Regions from separate parts of the Homo sapiens genome. Here region 2 is linked to region 1. A link is a contact called in ENCODE Hi-C or POLR2A ChIA-PET data. All regions are on one chromosome and are shown on one strand. The core of a region is the stretch at or near the end of the contact, and the rest is flanking DNA. Distances in the headings are between cores, read along the strand shown. Region 1 holds the start of EDA (ectodysplasin A). Region 2 holds the start of KIF4A (kinesin family member 4A).

What was found. Hi-C counts contacts between places; a loop is a spot of excess contacts on that map. ChIA-PET counts read pairs that join two places held with the same protein, here RNA polymerase II (POLR2A). Pooled maps may share reads with other maps.
Region 2: a map of naive thymus-derived CD4-positive, alpha-beta T cell shows a loop between it and region 1 (6-fold over the local background). The contact joins the promoter of KIF4A here to the promoter of EDA in region 1. A Hi-C loop is called at or near these places in 1 of 168 maps with a recorded cell type or tissue (naive thymus-derived CD4-positive, alpha-beta T cell) and 11 of 50 pooled maps. POLR2A ChIA-PET finds 5 or more read pairs at or near these places in 1 of 52 experiments (activated CD4-positive, alpha-beta T cell).

Annotation. Positions count from the first base shown.
Region 1 is chrX:69,613,063-69,619,341 of GRCh38, reverse strand. EDA (ectodysplasin A) reads right to left here and starts at 3,229. Exons shown (of 8, transcript NM_001399.5): 1 at 2,638-3,229. The coding sequence starts at 3,033. RefSeq lists a silencer at 3,282-3,401.
Region 2 is chrX:70,287,442-70,293,720 of GRCh38, reverse strand. It overlaps KIF4A (kinesin family member 4A), which reads right to left and starts at 3,617. Exons shown (of 31, transcript NM_012310.5): 1 at 3,571-3,617; 2 at 3,143-3,283; 3 at 2,916-3,030. The coding sequence starts at 3,262. PDZD11 (PDZ domain containing 11) reads left to right here and starts at 3,794. Exons shown (of 7, transcript NM_016484.5): 1 at 3,794-3,861; 2 at 4,367-4,466; 3 at 5,208-5,291; 4 at 5,548-5,604; 5 at 5,891-5,989. The coding sequence starts at 4,380. RefSeq lists a silencer at 3,637-3,816.

The DNA of each region.
Region 1 (6,279 bases), core at 1,980-4,479:
GCATGAAGTGTCTCTGACTGTTCTGCCCACTTGGTCTCATGAGAGCTTCCTGCAGTTTACTCTCATCAGCTTGCCTTCACTCCTTACAGATAAACTGGTAAGAAACCTGAATGTACTGCCCGTTGAAGGGTGTATATTTTTATCTTTCTTCCTCTCCATCCAAGATTTGCTGTAACAGCAGTTGTTTGTGTTTAAAAACTAAAATATAAAAATATGACCTACGTGGCCAAATCCCACAAGGCTGTTTACTTCCTTATTTACTGAATCAGAATCTGTCAGCACAATGTAGAATTCTGAGTGTCAGCAGATACTGAAAATTAAATGTCACTGTAAAGCCAGCAGAGGGTGCACCAGGGCACTAGAAATTTTAACCAAGCTTGTAGCAGTATTAATTTAATACCCAATCAACTTTTTTAAAAAGTTATTTTTGTATACTAAAACTAATATACAAGATAAGATAAACTTAAGTTGAACAACTTAAAATAAACAAGTTGAATTTGGGCTAAAATTCCTTCAAAGTATACTCCAAATCTGAAAGTGAAGTTCAGGAAGAATAAGGAACACACGGTTAAACTTACTGTGGTCAAAATACAGGCAGAGTAGAACAAAATGATGCAGAGCTGAGCCCTCTACTTTGCAAAAGTTCTAATGTGGAGCTCCATCTTGCTCCCTCGCAAAAGGTCCCAGGAGGTAGTTGGGGGAATGGGCACCCAACTAGGAGTTAGAGCAACTATCATCCCAGTTTTGACTCTAGTTATGTGACCTTGGGCAAGTCACTTTCCCTTTAGGGCCTATGTTTCCCAAGGGAATCAAACGAAATGGACTCATATAAGCCCTTCATAACTCTAGGAAACTGATTCCAATTGATGTCAACAAATGTAAAGAGCTAGTATCCTTGCTTCTATTGCTCAAAAATATTAAAACAGAAAGAATAAAAGACAGAAGATAGGAAGCTGTGTTTAAATCTAGACAGAACTATTTTAGTGCCACACAAAGGGTAGGTAACTAAATGCCATTATACACCTGTAAGAGTTTCATGCCATCACAGAAACCTTACAGTACAGCTGTTCTGCTAATCCTCAGTCTATAAAAATGGCTCTGTCCATCCTGAATGCCAAAAAGTATTGGCCAACATTTGATTAAAGAAGTTTAATTCTTTCATCTTTTCACAGAATATCAATGTTCAGCTGCTAAATACTTCTGCTGGGCATTGGGGTGTGGGGGGAGTGGCAGTAGATAAATAAAGGAGTCAGAATCCTAGTTAATTATCGTTTAGCTACAATGTTTAAAGTTTCAAGTATGAGAAGCATGTCTGCTGATTCTCTTCTTTGATAAGCTGTTATATAAATTGGAGTGTGCTAGTAAGACATTTTAAGGCTCAGGGCAACTTTACAATGCACATCTTTTTTTTTTTTTTTAAGTATCAGTCCTAACATTACACTATTATCATGAATATGATGTCTCTATCAAGCGTACCACTTTAGATGGGAGGTCAAAGTGGCACAAATAATGTTTACAGAGTTGTGACAATGACTCTGGATGTGGCAGTAAATATAGAAGGCTTGGGTCCCTCACCTCAAGGAACTTATTTGTACAACTTGCTCTCTTCCCTAAGAGGTACAATTTTATTATTATTCTTTAGCCACCTCGAAAGGATCCTTGGATGCTTCTCCTAAGTTTCACATATGGCAACCAAGACAGTATTTACGTTAAGTGAACGAAATTTACTTGAATAAAAAGCTAGAAAGAATAGAATAGAAAACAAACACCAAAGCTAATAGTTTGCTTATTAGGGCACAAACACCATAAAGATTGCAAAAACAAACAAAACTGCTCTTGGGGGACGAGTCCTGAGTAATTATTCCATTGGCAGATTCCCGTTCTCAAGCTAACAGTAGTAAAAGCGCTTCCCACCCACCCTTCCCACCGCACACCTACCCCGCTTAAGAATCAGAACCGGCATGCAAAGGGTGAGTTTTATTTCCATAGATTTTTAAAATTGCTGTTCAGAAGTTGTCTAGCAAGACGGCATATTTCTACCAGAATTCCTCAGGGGCGCTGATCCTCACTAGAACGCCGAGGACAATCAGTCTCAAATTGCAGGTAAGTGTGAACAAGCCCACGTTCTGGTCAGCGCACAAGGACCCGCGCTGAAAATGCGGTTAAAAGTTGTTTCAACGGGCGGGCGTGGAACAGTTATTACAGCTGTTTACAGCTCCAACTCCAAAGGGGAGCCTGCTGGTTCTGGCATCAGCTCTAGACACGAAAAAACAAGCACCGCGGGCAGAGAACCTCATCACGAGCAGAAGGGCCAAGCCGTTAGTCGGCCGGGGGGCAGCGCAGGCACCTCCTCGACGGGAGCGTCGCCAACTTTTCTCGAGGCAGCCCGCAGCCAGGGGCCGCGGGCGCGCGCGAGACTTTCCAAGTCAAGGGGTCCCCAGGGAGTCTGGATTAGCTGGGCCAGGGACCGAAGACAACCTGCCCTGGGCAACTTCTCCCTTGCTCGCCTGGTCCCTCCCTGGTCCTGCCCTCTAAATTGGCTCGAGGTTGCTGAGTGCTCCCAGGCCCCTGTGGCGGAGGGCCCTCGCCCTACCCGCGAGGGGAGGGGGCCGCCGCCGCCCCTACTAGGTGACTCACCTGGTGCCCGTCCTGGGAGTCAGAGTGGAGTGCGGCTTCTCCCGGTTCCAATGGCTGCTGCTTAGGTGACGGCTGCCCAAGGTGACTGGTGATGGGGCTGTCAGGGTCGAGGCCACCGAGGCTGCTTAGGGTGCCAGAGGTGCCAGGGGTGCCCGAGCCGCCAAGGCGGGACTCGGCTCCACGTTCCCGCCGCAACTCCGAGCGCAACTCTAGGTAGCAGCACAACGTCAGCAGGTGGAGGGCCAGCGAGAGGCCAAAGAAACCCAGGAAGAGCAGGCAGCTGTTCCCTTCGCCCGCCCGGGCAGGGGCCCCGCCACACCCGCAGCCCTGGCTCCCTCGCTCCCGCGGCGCTGCTGCAGGCAGGAGTTCCCTGCGCTCCACCTCCGGGTAGCCCATGGCCTCCGGAGACACCCACTCTCTTGAGGCCCGGGAGCCGCTGCGTCTGCCTCAGCCGTTCACGACCTCTGACAGGCGGCTACTGTCCTGCCATCGGCTGGGGGCTGCAGGGACCCGTTCCTGCGCGACAGTGGCTGGGCGGGACGGAGCAGGGAGCAGCCGCATGTGCAGCTCTACTCCGAGGGGTGGGAAAGGGAGGAGGAGGGGCGGGAGAGAGGGGAGGCTCGGCCCGCCGAGGGAATGAAGGAGGAGGTCCCGGCCGACCCCGCCCCATCCCTCAAGCGGCTGCCGGGACGCCCAACCACGGGGCCGCCAAGCCTTGGCGCCCCGCCCCGTGCCGTTCCAGCCGGGCCTCCAGCCGCGGGGCGGGGCCTGGGGGCGTGAGGGTTCGCCTCTGCCTGGCCGCCCCACCCAGCTCTTCCCGCTTGCCCCGTACCAGTTGGTGACTGGCGCTGTCGTTCATCCCTGGGCTCCGCCCCAGTTTAACCCTATAGCGCCAGTACGGGGAGGAAAGGAGGGGGAGGCTAAGAATTTGGGAACCTTGGAAAGAAAGTAGAGCAAAGAAAAGGAGGCAGAAACTAGCATTAATAGAAATGTTTGCAATTAACTGCAGTTGTTAATAACATCATCCAGTACTTATCTGTTGCTTCCAATCTTCAAAGCGTTTAACAGACGTTAAACTAATTAAAACAGCTCTGGGTTTGGAATGAAACCATGCCTGCTGTGTTTGCAATTCAATGGCTCGCCCGAAGAAAAGGAGACCCAGGAGCCTGGGAACTATGGGAATGGGTGGGACTCAAGCAGCCTCACTCCTGGAGTGACTCTGAAGGCTCAATCTAAGTAACAGAGAAGCCGCCCCATGCCAAGCGGAACTGAAATGATGTTGTCCCTTGAAGGGTAAAACAGTCTCCTAGGATTTCTTGATATATTAATTAATTCAACAAATATCTATCGATCCCTGTACAATGCAAAAAATGCTGTATGAGAGCATCCACAGCCAGAATAGATTTCTTCCACTGCAGCAGTTTTGATTGGAGAACGTATGTCTTCAGTGAGTAGACAGGGAAACCGAGGGCCAGAATGAAGTGGATTTGTACAAGTGTGGTCCACAGAATGGCCAGACACTACTGGCATCTTTATTTACAGGCAACTGTTCTGGCCTCTCCACCCCTCCCATCCTTCTCCTGGAGTACTCCCTGGGGGAAGTTCAACAAGTCAGCCAAATGTTCCAGATGTACACTGCTGCAACTGCAGCATCTTCAACAGCTGCACCAATCAGAAACGGGTTCAGATAAAAAAAAAAAAGTGGCAAAAGGCAGAACAATAGACCCTGAAATGAAGGATGGAAAGGATTAAATCAAGAGTCACAATTGACAAGAGTTACTAGTCTGAGATTATAGAAAGCGAAATGACCATAGCAGGGGAACCATGTATGCTTCATAGTCACTACGCACTCTCATTCCGTGTTATTGAGTAATGAATAATTAACAATTTTATTGACTTGCAGCAGGCATCTTGAGTGTCATCATGGAGGCTCAGCAATGCCGGGGGCACTTATGTGTAGGCCTAAGACCTAGGCTGGTGGAAGAGAAGAAAAACATAGATAGAAATAGAAAAGAAGACAAAATAAGAGAAATAAAACACAAAACCAAAAGCATCTGCTGGCAGGTCAGTCCAGAGAGCACAGAGGTCATAAGCCTTAAATATATTAGCCACAGACAACTTTTCTCTGTACACTTTGTGAATGGTCTCAGTGCTTCAAAAACATCTTTGTGTCGTCTCTTTAACCCCTACCCATGAAATATAAAGTTCACAAAGAATATCATCATCCTAGAGCTAAGGGGAAAAAAGGTGTTTAACAGCTGCTCTCAAGTCCTGCTTGTCCAGTCCAGGAATTCTAGATGCTAGGAAAACTGCCAGGCTGATTTACTTTAATTATCACAGCCCGGGATTATTGGAAAGAATGCTAGACCAGGAGTCAGGAGACTTCATCCTGCCACTAGGTTGCTGGGTCCCTCTGAGCAAGTCACTGTGCTTTTTCAGGGCCTTAGTTTCTCCGGCAGTAAAATGAGGAGTTTGAACTTTAACAGCCTTTACACTGTGTTTTGTCTGTGTTGTCACTGGCCATGTTGACTTTCTTGCATACACAGTTTAAACAGGCTGCCCTTTCTTCCTCTAAAATGAAAAGGAAACAAATGACAGCCATCTCCTGGTGGTGATGGTGATGCTCAGGGGCCACACTGGTCTCACCTTACCATGTTCTACCAGGCTTGACTGAGACTCTGGATTACACCATTGCCCTCAGAAGCCCTGAGGGTTGCATTTGACCTGGGACCTCTCTTTGCTTCCCCAGAGAAAGAACATGTGTCATCATATGCAGTAGAAATGTTGGAATGGGGCAATCCAGAGAGGAATGTATGTGGTTATTTTTTAAGTGTTTTAAAGTTTTGTTTCAGTTAGCTTCTATGCTTCCATACGTATCCTGTCCCCTAAAGCACAGGTCTCAATGACAGCCTGCAGGCCACATCCAGCAAACAGATGTGTTGTGTTCGGTGCAGTATCAACTAAACCTTTGAATTAAAAAAAAAAAAAAGCAATTGTCAGCTATTGGAACTCTGGAGATTTCACATTTTTAAAAAATCCAGATTTCCTGCTTTTCTGTTAAAAAACCAGAAGACCCTATAACTCTGGATTCACATTCCCATGTGGCTACACTCAGCTAGAACTGTCTCCTTGAAATAAGCATGAACAATCAAGTTCCACAGCCATCACCACCTCTTTCTTCTATCCTTCATTACTGTCCTTGTCACTCATTCACCTTACCTCTTTGATCCCAGGTACTACGGGAGACAAGATATAAGCTCCTTAACATGCCCTCTAGTCTGTCTCTCCAACATTATCTTCCACCATTTTACAAGGAAGTCATGCTTGCACACTACTAAATTTGCTGACACTTCTCACACCACCGTGCCTTTGAACAAACTAGTTTCTTTGTCAAGATTGCCCCTACCTTAGAAACCTGATAAATTCTTCAAGAATCAATTCACATGTTCTGTCTGGTATGGCCCCACAACTCACTCCAACCAGACTTCCTTTGTGCTTTCATTGCACCCTGAGCATACTTTGATGATATCACTTACCACACTGCATTTTGAATGTTTCACATGGATTTCTTACCACTAAACTATGAGCTCCTTGATGGTAAGAATTGTGTCCTTTCTATTTTGCTATTTCTAATCTCTAGCA
Region 2 (6,279 bases), core at 2,368-4,867, 670 kb before region 1:
ATACTTAGATCACAAATATTTTCCATGATGTTACAACCGCCTACAGTATTCAGTACAGTAACATGCTTTGCAGGTTTGTAGCCTAGGAGCAGTAGGCTCAGGTGTATAGGAGGCTATACTATCTAGGTTTGTATACATGCACTCCACCATGTTCATACAATGACAAAACCGCCTAATAATGCACTTCTCAGAAGGTATCCCTGTCGTTAACTGATGCATAATTATAACTTGCTACTTAATTGTACAGTAGTAGCTTCTAAAACTATAAGCATGGCACCTAAAAGGAACTACAAATGCAAATTTACTTCAAGGTGAAAAAAATAATGACCTTAGGGAAGTCTGTTCCTTATTAGTGTGGCAGACATGTTGTCAAGGAACACAAAGCAAGCTTTCTCTGTTAAATGATCATCATATTTATGTCAAAGCTGTTATCTGCTATTTACCAAGATAATTTTGCAGTCTGAAGGAAAAAACCCTTTAAACTTTGAAACAACGTTTTAATCTAAATGAAAACTTTGAAGTTTTGAAAAAACTTGTTGGTCTAAATGAAGGATCATAAGAAGATGCTAAATTGAGATTTTCACTGTAATAGACCGCTGGTATCAGCTGGCATGACTATGGGGCAAGAGAATAACATTCCATAATTTTCTGCAATACCACAGATATGTGCAGATAGCAATAACTTGGGAAATGAGGTTTTAGTAGTTTTTACAAAATACTTAGGGCTCTGTGGTACCAGGAGTTCAGAGTACAAGAGGGTGCTGTTGAGCTGACTATAAAAAATATTGACTTTGTTTTTGCAACCAAGGGTAATGTTAAGCAAACACATGTATATTGGAATCACTTTCTACTTTATGTTGCCTTTAAAGAACATAATTTAATTCTATCAGTTTCCCAAGTTAAGAATGTAAAAGTAGAACTGTGGTGCTCTTACTAAGCTGTGGAGGTATAGCCTGAGGAATCTGACCAGATAGTGCAGGGTCTGAAAAGCATATTGTTTCAGGAATGGCTAAAGGAAAGGCGGGGATAATTGAAGAGAATTAGGTAGAAACACTTAACGGTTTTCCAAATACTGTATGTAAAAAGGAAAAAGATTATAGTGGAGAAGCCCAGCAGATTAACACCTTAATCAAATGATCAAAATGAACATCAGTAGTAATAGAATAAATCAAAATCATGTGCTGCCCAATAGGCTTCAGTGAGAAGAAAACAGCACCACTTCTGTGATATTCCTGCTAAAAGATACACAACCTGAATCTAATCATAAGTAAATGCCAGACAAAACAATATTGAGAAAAGGTTTACAAAATAACTGGCCTGTAATCTTCAAAGTGTCAAACTCATAAAAGTCAAAAAAAGACTAAAGAACTGTTTTAGAATGGAGACTAAAGAGACAGCAAAACTAAATAAAACGTGATTTTGAACTAGATCTTTTTGCCATAAAATATTTACTGGGACAATTGGTGAAACTTGAATGGGGTTTCAGGAATAGATGGTAGTAATGTAGCAGTGCAAATTTTATTGTTTTGATGGTTGTATTGTGGTAACTTAGAAGAAAGTCCTTTTTTGTAGGAAATATACACTAAAGTATGGGGGGTTATCAGGCCAATGATTCATCTCAAATGGTTCAGGGAAAAAATGTTTTTTATGCTGTTCTTGCAACATTCTATACGTTTGAAATTATTGCATTAATATCTTAAAATTTTGAAACAAAAATTTCAGTGTTCCTTGAGCCATATCATTAAACAAAAAAACGTGAAAAAATATGTGAATAGCTGTTGCCTAGAAGAAGGCTTCTAAAGGAATGAACTAACATCACTGGGTAGAAATTACCAGGAAGCAAATTTCATCTCATTATAAAGATCTTTATAACATAATTAGACTTGTCCAAAACCCAAATCTCAACTGGACTACCTGTGAGTCAGTGAGTTCCCTGTCAAAAAAATTTTAGACACTGGCAGTTCACCTAACAGATATTGTTAGAACGCATTTTTCTTTGGATGAAAAACAAACTAGATGATATACAAATGTCTCTTTCAACTTTAAGGCACTAGCATGCCATGATTCTACTTCTTTTAAACGAACCTCTGTTTTGAATCTTGAATAACCACTGTATTAGAATAATAATTAGACATCTCTCAGGCACTGCTCCCTTCTTTAGAACCCTGCTATGGTCCTCAACAGCATTAAAGACTTAGCTTCCCCAGTAAAGATTATTAACTGGTGATAGTATTCAGAGGCTTTAGGCACTCCCCTTCTCCACCTAAAAGAAGTATACTCATTATTCAAGACCCATCTCAAAGTTTTCCCACTCTGTGAAATTCACCCCAAATTCCCCAAGCAGAGTTAGAGCCATCCTTTTGTTTTTCATACCACTTTGTATGAGAGCAGAGCTACTACTTCCATAGGACTGACTCTGTTGTATATTTTTAACTTGAAAAATTTTTCTTCTAAAAGATAGGTACAAAAAATTTAAAAATTTTTATATATTCAAAATTATTTATGTAGTCATCTATCTCCATTCCTATCCCCTGGACTTTGAACTCCTTCAGGGCCTCGAAGCTATATTATTTATCACCTGAATCCCTCAACAAGCTTTGCAGTGCCTGGGCCTCAAGTAGGTTGGCACACTTATCACCATCAGCAACCACCACAGAGTTTATAATCTAATGAAGTTCCAGGATAAACAAACATATACAAGTCAAAGATGAACAGAACCACATAAAGCAAATACAGAATAAAACTAGCTTCAAGGGTACAGAGACGTTGACAAATGTTATTAGGCTAAGGGCTTCTTGAAGGCAGGAATCATGATTCATCGATTCCTGTATTTGCAGTGCCCAAGCACAGTGCTTGGCACATAGTATATGCTCAAGGAATATATATGTTACGTTCGAGGAATCAAATCGCCTTACCTTTAAATACACCTTTTATGAGTGGCGCTACTGCTGTATTGAAGACTTCTTCCTGTTCAGTAGAGGGATCAAATACAAAATCGTAGGTGAAGGATTTATCTGTACCAACCACCACCTAGAGAAGGCACGGGACAAGGCGTAAGGTTAAAAATGAAAGGCAAGACCACACCCCTCGTTACCATTTGGCCCCAGCTGTTCAGACACAGGCTCTGGACTCTGCTACGCACCTGAGGCTCTCCGGGCACGAAGGAAAGGCACATCTGGCAGCCCTCGCTAATCTCTTTGGGGACCAGAGGGCGACAACGCAGCGCCACTCTTACGGGAATTCCCTTCACCTCTTCCTTCATGATCCTATCTCAGCACCGTCTCTGCGAGGGGGAAAAAGAAGGCTCGCTGATGAATGTTAGTAGGTCAGCAGGGGTGGGAGGGCGTCCTCCCCGGTTCCGACCCTCCTCAGCGGGAACACTGACTTGGGAGATTCACGCTCCATGACTTGGCCAGGGCTGGACCGCCCGTCAGCCCTGCACTCTAAAGAGAGTGCACGGGCTTCTGAAAGGCAAAGAAAAAACTCCAACGGGGACGGCGACAAAGAACCAAAGCCCTAGGGTACTGGGTAAAAACAGGTTCTGAGCTAAGGTGTGCCCCCGTAACTCACCAAACTAAATGTCCCTTCCCCGTTCTCCCTGGGCCTCCCGCCGCCCTGTCCCAGCCGGAGCTTTAACCGCCAAGTTTCAAATCCGTCCCGGAGACGCCAACCAATTGCAGTGCGGACTGCCCGAGGGCGGAGCGCGCACGTCGGCGCGCGCAGGCCGGCGCGGTGGGAAGGGGAGGGTCAGCTCGTTGCACCCTGGCCCGGCCTCTTTTCGACCCTGCGGAGCATCCGCTTCCGGTTCCCAGACTGAATTGTCAGTGAGCGGAGTCTGAGGTCGCTGTGGACTGCCCACTGGTGAGGTGGTGCGGCGTTTATGCGGCTGAGAGTGCGGGTCTCAGGCAGAATGTGGGGCGGGGACGTGGGAGGTGGCTGGTCAGGTGAAGGAAGGGTCGATCTAAGGACCCTACCATTACTAATCACATCTAGGAAATGTGGGGCGGTGCCTTGCCCCGAGTCCCTGCGGATAGTTAACACTCCCTTGGGCTTCGAAAGTAGATCTTTTTAGACTCGACCCTGATTTCCTCTTCTCCAGGTTTGAGACGGTAACATCTGTTTTGCAGGATTGTGAAAAATGAGGTCCTCTTTCTAGAGTACCTGACAGGTTGCTTGGCATCCAGAAGATGTTTAGCTAAGTTAAGAGTTTTCTTCTGTCTTCCTTCTCTCCTCCAACCTTAACACCTAGATATGGGCTGGGCCTGTAGACTGACTGCCTTGGAATGGGTTGGAGCTGCTGTCTGAAACTTGCTGGGCTGCTCTCCCTTTTGAACCACTTTTTGTCTGTTCTGATTCACTCTTCCAGGGCCTTGCCCGAGATGGACAGCCGGATTCCTTATGATGACTACCCGGTGGTTTTCTTGCCTGCCTATGAGAATCCTCCAGCATGGATTCCTCCTCATGAGGTGGGAACCATCTGTATTCCTGAGTAGGAGATTTTTTTCCCCGTGGGCATGAGATGATGCATGAAAGGTAGGATAGCAGGGTTAGAAGGCGAAACGGAGAGTGAATCTTAGCACTTGTAGCCAGAGGACCCAGAAGCTGGATTCTGAGCAACAGGACCCATTGGGAACTTCTTTATGGAAGCCTCCTGCTAGGGTCTGTTCACACCGGTTAATTCTGGAAATTTGGAGCCTTCATTTCCATACTGTTAAGAGGTTCAGCGCGGTGGCTCATGCCTGTAATCCCAGCACTTTGGGAGGCCGAAACAGGCGGATCACCTGAGGTTGGGAGTTCGAGACCAGCCTGACCAACATGGAGAAACCGCGTCTCTACTAAAAATACAAAATTAGCCGGGCGTGGTGGCACATGCCTGTAATCCCAGCTACTAGGGAGGCTGAGGCGGGAGAATTGCTTGAACCTGGGAGGCAGAGGTTGCGGTGAGCTGAGATTGAGCCATTGCACTCCAGCCTGGGCAACAAGAGCAAAACTCCATCTCAAAAAAAAAAAAAAAAGGTGAAGAAATGGGGAGCTACTGGGCTGCCCCAGTGCTATCCATCTACTCATTTAGTCTGTGTTATCTGTTCTACTTAAATTAAGTCTATGACCTTTCCTTTTCCTGACTTCAGGGTAATTCATTAGTGTTTCAGATGAAGGTAGGTGTGAAGTAAGACTGGTAAAATTTCTGGGGTTGCTGTGTCTTGCAGAGGGTACACCACCCGGACTACAACAATGAGTTGACCCAGTTTCTGCCCCGAACCATCACACTGAAGAAGCCTCCTGGAGCTCAGGTGAACTTATGAAACCTTATTTCAGGCTAGATTCATCCATACCACAAATTGGCAGTGTTGGGGGGATGGATTGGAAAGCAGGTGCAGATGTGAGGAAACTTTCCTTCTTGTGGACAGAAAAGCTGAGATAACACTTCTGCAACTTCTGACTTTCCTCTCAGGGACACACAAGCTGAGCTATTGTACGATGATGCTACTAGTTGTTCTTGTGTTTGTGGTCTCCATTGAGCCCCCATTCTGTGCTCTTGTCTTACAGTTGGGATTTAACATCCGAGGAGGAAAGGCCTCCCAGCTAGGCATCTTCATCTCCAAGGTATTTATGCCCAGTAGGCAATATGGATCGTTACTTCCCTTTGTTAAATTAACAGATTGCAGAACCCTAATGTCCCAAGGGCTGAGAGGATGACTCTGGATTCATAGAAGGGGTATAATGGAGACACCCCCTTTCCCACTTAAAACTTTTCATTTGGCAGGCCATCTGTCTGCATACATTGTCACAGAAAAACAATAGCACCATACATTTGAATAGCACCGAATTTCACTGACAGTCTTCTGAAATTATCGCATCCCAATCACATGTATTCTCTCTTTACCAACAGGTGATTCCTGACTCTGATGCACATAGAGCAGGACTGCAGGAAGGGGACCAAGTTCTAGCTGTGAATGATGTGGATTTCCAAGATATTGAGCACAGCAAGGTGAGCACAGTACTTGGGCTGTGGTGCTGCAAGAAGCCATCTCAAATAGGACAGATTGGACAGGAGTAGCCTAATCTGTAACTTAATAAGAAAGCATTTTGCTGGGCACTGTGGTACACGCCTGTAATCCCAGCTACTTAGGAGGCTGAGGCGGGAGGATCACTTGAGCCCAGGAATTTAAGACCAGCCCAGGCAACGCAGCAAGACCCTGTCTCAAAACAAACAAACAAACAAACAAAAAGAGAGAGAGAAAGTAAGCACCTCTCCTGGGAAAGTACAGGAGGGAAGCA